Regions from separate parts of the Homo sapiens genome. Here region 1 is linked to region 2. A link is an interaction called in ENCODE POLR2A ChIA-PET data of the cell type or tissue named here. Cell type or tissue: PC-3. All regions are shown on one strand.

The links. ChIA-PET counts read pairs that join two places held together with the same protein. Peaks named below come from ENCODE experiments on the same cell type or tissue, not always from the same donor. Only the 100,000 strongest peaks of a DNase experiment are listed, where the experiment ranks them.
Region 1: POLR2A ChIA-PET joins it to region 2 with 30 read pairs; 3 of 35 experiments call an interaction of 5 or more read pairs at or near these places.

What each region holds. Positions count from the first base shown.
Region 1 is chr1:21,026,621-21,031,620 of GRCh38, reverse strand. The region is part of intron 4 of EIF4G3 (eukaryotic translation initiation factor 4 gamma 3); the gene reads left to right. Among named protein-coding and RNA genes, the nearest start is that of MIR1256, 41 kb to the right of the region's middle. In PC-3, no CTCF peak of the experiment used is centred here; no DNase peak of the experiment used is centred here.
Region 2 is chr1:21,210,326-21,215,325 of GRCh38, reverse strand. No RefSeq gene overlaps it. Among named protein-coding and RNA genes, the nearest start is that of EIF4G3, 36 kb to the right of the region's middle. In PC-3, no CTCF peak of the experiment used is centred here; a DNase peak (open chromatin) is centred at 3,015.

The DNA of each region.
Region 1 (5,000 bases), 180 kb after region 2:
ACACACTTTCTTTGAACTCTTCCTCCATCTCCTTACTCTGTGGAAATTTATGTAACACTACTTTCCTTAGAAATCCTTCCACTTCAACATTGTTAGTGTTCTTATATTCTTTATATCTTGGAAGGCAACTCAGCAACCTCCTGGCCCTTCACCGCTTTCTGTAGGTTGTTTGCCTGCAACCCTTGTGCCGAAAATGCATAAACAGCTCTCTCTCCCTCTTTTTTTTTTTTTTTTTTGCCATCATTCCTCATTTTTCTGGACCCATTTTCTCATTGTTTGAGAATTTTAGTGTCTGGCTCATAATTTACTTTTCTGTTTTGCTTTCTGCCATCCACAAAGATGACTTGTGACATTCATTGTTGTGCTGTCCAACCATTGCCTGTGGGCTCCTGGATCTACCCTGTTTGTTGTTGTTGTTGTTGTTGTGTTTTTTTTTTGAGACAGTCTCACTCTGCTGCACAGGCTGGAGTGCAGTGGTGTGATCTTGGCTCACTGCGGCCCACACCTCCTGGGTTCAAGTGATTCTCCTGCCTCAGCCACCCAAATAGCTGGGATTACAGGCATGTGCCACGCTGCCTGGCTAATTTTTGTATTTTTAGTAGGGGTGGAGTTTCACCATGTTGGCCAGGCTGATCTTGAACTCCTGACCTCAAGTGATCCACCCACTTCAGCCTCCCAAATTGCTGGGATTACAGGCATGAGCCACCACACCCGGCTGATCCTTTTTTCTTCCCATTCTTTGCCTCCCAATAGCAACTGTATATAGACACATATTCAGCAATCTATATGGACACAGTCTAGATCTGCACTGTCCAATGTGGTCGCTATTAGAGCCACTGTGGCTTTTGAGCACTTGAAACATAGTTTCTGCAAATTGAGATGTTTTGTAAGTGTAAAACACAAAATTAATTTCACCAGTTTTAAGTTTTTCTAATCTGGTGACCTAGAAAATTTTAAATTACTTACTTGTGTGGTTTGTATTGTATTTTTTATATTTTTGTTACGAGCACTGGCCTGGACCTGGTCTCTACTGATGTATTAGTCCATTTTCAGGGTGCTGGTAAAGATATACTTGACACTGGGCAATTTACAAAAGAAAGAGGTTTGTTGGACTTGGGCTCCACATGGCTGGGGAGGCCTCACAATCATGGCAGAAGGCAAGGGAGAGCAAGTCACATCTTACATGGATGGCAGCAGGCAAAAAGGGAGCTTGTGTAGGGCAACTCCCATTTCTAAAACCATCAGATCACGTGACACCCATTCACTATCAAGAGAACAGCACAGGAAAAGACCTGCCTCCATAATTCAGTCATCTCTCACTGGGTTCCCCCCATAACACATGGGAATTATGGGAGCTTACAAGATGAGATTTGGGTGGAGACACAGAGCCAAACCATATCAGCTGAGAACTGCTCTGCCTTTGAATTCTTGAAGTCTAAAATTTCTCCAACCAGCCCAGTGGCTCATACCTGTAATTCCAGCACTTTGGGAGGTTGAGGCAGGATGATCACTTGAAGCGAGGAGTTTGAGGCCATCCTGGGCCTCAAACATCTGGTCCAGCAAAGCAAGACCCTGTCTCCACAAAAAATTTTTAAAAATTAGTTGGGCATGGTGTTTTACACCTGTAGTCTCAGCTACTTGGGAGGCTGAGGTAGGAGGATCCCCTGAGCCCAGGAGTTCATGGCTCACTGCAGCATGATTGTGCCACTGTGCTCCAGCCTGGCAACAAAGTGAGACCCTGTCTCAAGAATAAAAAATAAAATAATAAATAAATAACATTTTTCTGACCATAGTCTTTGTTCCTTTTTCCTATCCCATGCCAGTCCTGTTATACCTATTTCACAGCCTACAACCTTTTAATTCTTTAATCCATTTCTTTTCTCAAGATGGCAGCCCCTTTCTGCCTTCACTTTCTCTTATTTACCCTTGATCCTATCACTAACTACTATAACTTTATTTTTATAAAACCACTAGTTCTCTTTGTTTTAAAAAAATCAAACTAATGGTTTATTTTGTAGTGATGAGGTCTTGCTATGTTGTGCAGGCTTGTCTCAAACTCCTGGCTTCAAGTGATCCTTCTGCCTTGGCCTCCCAAAGTGTTAGGATTACAGGCGTGAGCCACTGCACCTGGCCCACTAGTTCCCTTCCCCCCCCCGACTCAATTTCTCTTTCTTCCCAGTTCTCGTCCCTGAATCTAACTCAGCAGGTCTTTTCCTCTGTTCTTGCTCCCAGGATGGATGGCTCTGCTTTGGAAATTCCATTACCTGTGTTCGTGGAGTCTAATTAAAACTTTATGATTGGGGCCAGGCATGGTGGCTCATGCCTGTAATTCCAGCACTTTGGGAGGCTGAGGCAGGCGGATCACGTGAGGCCAGGAGTTCAAGACCAGCCTAGCCAAAGTGGTGAAACCTTGTCTCTACTAAAAAATATAAAACATTAGCTGGGTGTGGTTGTGTGCACCTGTGGTTTCAGCTACTCGGGAGGCTGAGGCATGAGAATCGCTTGGACCTAGGGGGTGGAGGTTGCAGTGAGCCGGGATCACGCCACTGTACCCCAGAGCGAGACTTTGTTTGGGCCAGGCGCATTGGCTCAAGCCAGTAATTCCAGCACTTTGGGAAGCTGAGGCTGGAGATTCACTTGCGGCATCCAGGAGTGAGAGGTTACGATGAGCTGTGATCATGAACTCCCGCTTGGGCAACAGCAAGACTGTATCTCAAACAAAAAATTAATGATTTATTAATACAGCTGGTCTAAACTCTATTTAGGTATAATATAGCTACAACTTAGCTGCTTGATAATCTTTTTAGTAATCACTAATTGACTTTCAGTCATATCCTGAACTGTGCTTACTTCAGTACTAGGTTGGTCACCAACAGCTCGACAGGCCATACACTGTATATAGCTTGTGAAGTTATGTATCATGAGTAGCTCTGCTTCACCTTGTCTAATTCTGCTGCTTACTGTTTGTTGAAACACCTGTGTTTTACAATTTATTATGACATGTTTAAGCTTATAAAAGTATATTGTAACGTGTTTGGTTTGAAAGGATAATCATAACACAACCAACCACCACTCACCTTAAGTCGATTATCAATATCTTTGAAGCCACTCTGTATTCCTCCTTTATCTCAGCTGCCTCTTTCTCCCTAGTGGTAACAATTATCCTGAGTTTTGTATAAGTAGATATTTGTTTTATAATTTCACTGGTGTCTGCATTTTGAGGTTTACATTTTGAATTAGCCATCATGTGTGACCTTGGGCAACTTACTTTATTATCTCTGAACCTTTCTCTTTTTTTTCCCAATTTAAAAAATTGTGTTAAAATGCAAATAGCACAAAGTTTAAAATCTTAACCCCATTTTTAAGTGTACATTTTAAGTATACATTGATAATATGCAGTGATCACACGATCCATCTTTATAACTCTTTTCTTTCATCTTGTAAAACTGAAAGTCTATACCCATTAAACAATAACTTCCCTTTGACCCCTCCCTTTGCACCCTGGCAACAGCCATTCTCCTGTCTGTCTGTGGCTTTGGCTATTCTTTAACTACATCATATAACTGTTATCATACAGTAGTTGTTTGTGCCTGGCTTATTTCACTTAGCATATTGTCCTCAAGTTCCATCCATTTTGTAGGATATGTCAGAATTCCCTTTCTTTTTAAGGCTAATGTTTCACTTTATCTATGGTACCATATTGTGCTTATCTATTCATTTGCTGATGCATACTTGGTTGGCTTTCATGTTTTACCAGTTATGAATAATAGTGATATGAATGTGGATGTACAAAGAACTCCCTTAAGACCTCGTTTTCATTTATTTAGAGTGGATACTTGGAAGTGGAATTGCAGAACTGTATGGTTATTCCTATTTTTTGTGAAAATGCCATACTGTTTTCCACAATGGCTGTACCTATTTTACATTCCTACCAACAGTGTGCAAGAGTTCCACTTTCTCCACATCTTTTACAACACTTTTCCTTTTTTTTGAGATGGAGTCTTGCTGTGTTGCCCAAGTTGAAGTGCAGTGGGGCGATCTCGGCTCACTGCAACCTCTGCCTCCTGAGTTCAAGCGATTCTCCTGCCTCAGCCTCCCAAGTATCTGGGACTACAGGCCCGTGCCACCATGCCCGGCTAATTTTTTGTATTTTTAGTAGACACAGGCTTTCACTGGGTTAGCCAGGATGGTCTCGAACTCCTGACCTTGTGATCTGCATGCCTTGGCCTACCAAAGTGCTGGGATTACAGGCACGAGCCACTGTGCTGAGCATGGTGGCACGCACCTGTAGTCTCAGCTACTTGGGAAGCTGAGGCAGGAGAATCACTTGAACCCGGGAGGTGGAGGTTGCAGGGAGCTGAGATCTTGCCACTGCACTCCAGCCTGGGCGACAGAGCGAGACTCTGTCTCAAAAAAAAAAAAAAAAATTGTATGTGTGTATGTACACATATATATACTAGCCATCTTGGTGTGAGGAGGTGATATATACCAATATAGTATTGATTTGTATTTCCTTAGGATTAGCATATTTTCATGGGCTTGTTGGCCATTTGTGTATGTCTTTTTAATAGAAATGTCTATTCGTGTCCTTTGCCCATTTCTGAATCTGATTGTTTGCTTTTTTGTGATTGAGTTTTAGGAGTTCTATATATTCAGGATATTAACTTTTTTTTTTTTTTTTTTTGAGACAGTGTCTCCCTCTGTCACGCAGGCTGGAGTGCAGTGGTGCGATCTCAGCTCACTGCAACCTCCGCCTCCTGGGTTTAAATGATTATCGTGCCTCAGCCACCTGAGTATCTGGGATTGCCATTCCTGGCTCATTTTTGTATTTTTAGTAGAGACAGGGTTTTGCCATGATGGTCAGGTTGGTCTCGAACTCCTGGCCTCAAGTGATTTCCCCACCTTGGCCTCCCAAAGTGCTGGGATTACAAACAGGCCATGGTGCCCAGCCCAGGATATTAACTTTTTAACAGGTGTACAGTTTACAAATATTTTCTCTT
Region 2 (5,000 bases):
GCAGGATGCAAGTTAGGAACAAATGGAAAATAATAAATTGTATAAGGAAAAGGGAGCAGCAGAGGCTATCCGTAAGGGTGAAGTTGCTGCAGAAGGGAGGGACCAGAGAAGAGTCCACACTTTGAGAATCTAATACAAAAAGAAACCCAGTGAGAAATGGGCAAGTCCTTTATAAAGGAAACTATGCAATTTTCCTGAAGAACATAAAAGAAGACCTGAATAGGCCGGGCGCGGTGGCTCATGCCTGTAATCCCAGCACTTTGGGAGGCCGAGGCAGGCAGATCACGAGGTCAGTAGATCGAGACCATCCTGGCTAACACGATGAACCCTCATCTCTACTAAAAATACAAAAAATTAGCCGGACGTGGTGGCGGGCGCCTGTTGTCCCAGCTACTCAGGAGGCTGAGGCAGGAGAATGGCATGAACCTGGGAGGCAGAGCTTGCAGTGAGCCAAAATCGCGCCACTGCACTCCAGTCTGGGCAACAGAGTGAGACTCCGTCTCAAAAAAAAAAAAAGAAGACCTGAGTAAATGCAGGTAAACACCCTGCACTTTCCATGGATGGAAAGGTTCAATATAATAAACAATACCTGCCGGGTATGGTGGCTCATGCCTATAATCCCAGCACTTTGGGAGGCCGAGGCAGGCAGATCACCTGAGGTCAGGAGTTCAACACCAGCCTGGCCAACATCATGAAACCCCGCCTCTACTAAAAATACACACACAAAAAAAAAAATTAGCTGGGCATGGCAGTGGGCACGTGTAATCACAGCTACTCGGGAGGCTGAGGCAGGAGAATAGCTTGAACCCAGGAGGCAGAGGCTGCAGTGAGCTGAAATCGTGCCATTGCACTCAGCCTGGGGGACAATGCAATTATTTGCAGATTATTATTTATTAGATTTATTATTATTTGAGACTCTCTCTCAAATAATAATAATTCTCCCCAAAATTAATTTGCTGTTGCAGTATACTCTCAACCAAAATCTCAAGGTAATTTTTCATGGAACTTGAAAAACTGATTCACATAGAAGATCAAATGCACAAGAGTGGCCAAGCAGACCAGGCACGGTGGCTCACGCCTATAATCCCACCACTTTGGGAGGCCGAGGCAGGCAGATCGAGGTCAGGAGATCAAGACCATCCTGGCTAACACGATGAAACCCCATCTCTACTAAAAATACAAAAAATTAGCCAGGCGTGGTGGTGGGTGCCTGTAGTCCCAGCTACTTGGGAGACTGAGCAGGAGAATGGTGTGAACCCGGGAGTGAGCTGAGATCGCGCCACTGCATTCCAGCCTGGGCGATAGAGCAAGACTCCATCTCAAAAAAAAAAAAAAAAAAAAAAAAAAGGAATAGCCAAGCAAAGACAATTCAGAAAAAATAGAACAATGAAGTAGCTGGCCTGATCAAAATATGTTATAAAGCGATAGTGAATTACATATATGGTATTGGTGTGGGAATAGAGAAACTGAACACTTAGAATGGATTAGACAGCAAGAAATACTTCTGTGTCTGTGTGGGAATTGGTATAGGATAAAGGGGGCACTTGTGCAGTGGCACACACCTGTAATCCCAGCACTTTGGGAGGCCGAGGCAGGAGGACCACTTGAGCTCAGGAGTTCGAGACCAGCCTGGGCAACACAGCAAGACACCTGTCTTTACTAAAAATACAAAAATTAGCCTGGTGTGGTGGCACATGCCTGTAGTCCCAACCACTCAGGAGGCTGAGGTGGGAGGTTTGCTTGACCCAGGATGCAGAAGTTGCAGTGAGCTGAGATCACGCCACTGCACTCCAGCCTGGGTGACAGAGTGAAACCCTGTCAAAAAAAAAAGGGAGGCTGTGACTCCATCTCTTTAAAAGAAAATAGGGAAGCTGGGTGCAATGGCTCATACCTGTAATTCCAGCACTTTGGGAGCCTGAAGATTGCTTGAGCCCACGAGTTTGAGGCCAGCCTGAGCTTCATAGCAAGACCCTGTCTCTACAAAAAAATACAAAAATTAGCAGAGTGTGGTGGCACGTGCCTGTAGTCCCAGCTACTCTGGAGGCTGAGATGAGAGGATCACTTGAGCCCAGGAGGTCAAGGATGTAGTGAACTGTGATTGCACCACTGCACTCCAGCCTGGGTGACAGTGAGAGTCTGTCTCCATCAATCAATCAATCAATCAATCAATCTAGTAGGAAAGACAACTAGACTCAGGCTAAAGAAAAAAGTTTTAAAAATCATGGAAGAATTTTAATTTTCCTCATTGATATCCTTAAACCACACTTCATTTCCAAATACACACAATAACAAAGTCATACTTAAACCTAACATGATACAGCTATCCTGGATGCAACCAAAAACACACCAACCCTTCCCCAGGAGAAGATGCAAAATCCTTGGATAATGCTCATTCTTCTCTTTTGATATCCTGTAACCTAAATACCATAATATAAAGTTTACTATTATTTTATTTATTTATTTATTTTGAGACAGGGTCTCACTCTATCACCCAGGCTGGAGTGCAGTGGTGCAATCTCGGCTCACTGTAGCCTCCACTTCCTGGGCTCAGGTGATCCTCCTGCCTCAGCCTCCCCAGTAGCTGGGACTACAGGTACACGCCACCACCCCCAGCTAATTTTTTGTATTTTTTGTAGAGACAGGGTTTTGCCATGTTGCCCAGACTGGTCTCAAACTCCTTGGCCTCAAGCAATTGCCTGCCTTGCCCTCCCAAAAAGCTGGGATTACAGGCGTGAGCCACCACACCCAGCCTAAATTATTAATATATCTCATGTTAGATGATAAGGGAATAAGAGGGAAGAAAACAAAAATATTTGGCTAATCTATATACAAACATTCATAACAAAATAAGGAAGAAATACTCATAGTTATTACTGTCCTCATTTCTGCAACTGGTCATGTGGTCAGAGCTGGTCTTTATAATTCCTCTTCCTCCACTGCCCTTTCCATATTCCTTTTCCCTTAGCAAGCACCTCATCTGGTCATGGTTCTTTGCCTGGTGGGGTGACCCAAACCTTCATTCCTGAAATTCCTGGACCGTTAATAGTCCTGCCTGAACTGGGCTGTTGTCGCTTTTGTTTACTTTAGTCACAGGACGTGGTACTGATGCTCTCCACTTGCAATGAGGTTATGTCCTGATAAATCCATCTTCTTTTTTTTTTTTTTTTTTTTTTTTGAGATGGGGTCTCACTCTGTCACCCAGGTTGGAGGGCAGTGTGCAATCTTGGTCACTGCAGCCTCAACTTCCCAAGCTCCGGTGATCCTCCCACCTCAGCCTCCACGCACTATCACACCTGCCTAATTTTTTTGTATTTTTAGTAGAGACAAGGTTTCACCATGTGGCCCAGGCTGGTCTCGAATTCCTGGGCTCAAGCGATCTGCCTGCCTTGGCCTGAGTGCTGAGATTACAGGTGTGAGCCACTGCACCTGGCCCTGATAAATCCATCTTAAGTTGCAAATATCCTAAATTGAAAATGCACTTAATGCATCTAACCTACTGAACATCATAGCTTTGCCCTGAAATGTGCTCAGAACACTTCCGTTAGCCTACGGTTGGGCAAAATCATCTAACACGAAGCCTATTTTGTTGACTAGATATGTTGACTATCTCACGTAATTTATTAAATACAGCACACTGTAGATTACAGTATCAGCTGTCTACCCTCGTGATCGTGTGGCTGACTTGGAGCCGCGGTCGCTGCCACTGCCCAGCATCATGAGAAAGCATTGTACTCCATATTGCTAGCCCAGGAAGAGATCAAAATTGAAAATTCAAAGGATAGTTTCTACTGAATGTGTATCACTTTTGCCCATCATAAAGTCAAAAAATCATAAGTCAAATCATCGTAAGACAAAGACTGTCTATATTAACAGATGCCCTAAGGGAGCTCATGTATTCCAGATATACTCTCCCTTACCTCTGTTGTGTAGCAGCAATACAATTTTCCCTTAGTAATCAAGACCAGTCATCCCAGCCAGTACAGTGACCTCCTTCTTTGCCTGTTAATTTTGGGTATGGGGAGCGCAACGCGACTGAGTGGCAGCCTCAACCTCCAGTTCAGTGTAATCATTGTGTTGCCTAGTGGAAGCATTTCTCCCTTTGGAACCAACCTCTAAACTAGCAGAGCCTAAGGTCATGGGGACGGGAAGCAGAAATGCTGCTAGTGCATCAGTAGGGATAAAAGTGATTGGGGGCCAGGCGCGGTGGCTCACGCCTGTAATCCCAGCACTTTGGGAGGCTGAGGCAGGCAGATCACAAGGTCAGGAGATCAAGACCATCCTGGCCAACATGGTGAAACCCCATCTCTACTAAAAATACAAAAATTAGCTGGGCATGGTGGCACGTGCCTGTAATCACAACTACTCGGGAGGCTGAGGCAGGAGAATCGCTTGAACAAAAGAGCCGGAGGTTTCAGTGAGTCGAGATTGCTCCACTGCACTCCAGCCTAGTGACAGAGCGAGAGACTGCCTTAAAAAAAAAAAAAAAAGGTGATTGGAGTCACTCCTAATCTCCTAATTTCTACCCTTTGACTCCTGGCCCCATGAAACTTGGATGGTCTCGATCTCCTGACCTCGTGATCCGCCCACCTCGGCCTCCAAAAGTGCTGGGATTACAGGCGTGAGCCACTGCACCTGGCCCCACTTGATTATTAAAATCCTCTTCTGCTAACTGGGTGTGGTGGCTCACGCCTACAATCCAGCCTGGCCAACATGGCAAAACCCCATCTCTACTAAAAATACACAAATTGGCTGGGCATAGTGGCGCATGCCTGTAACTGCAGCTACTCAGGAGGCTGAGGCAGGAGAATCGCTTAAACCAGGAGGTGGAGGTTGCATTGAGCCAAGATCACGCCATTGCATTCCAGCCTGGGCGACAGAGTGAGACTTGGTCAAAAAAAAAAAAAAAAAGGAGAGTAGTTATCCACAGAGGATGGTGGGGCCGTGCTTCAAAATCCTAAGGGTCTGCACTGTGATTCACCTAGAGGGGTCTACCGAAGACT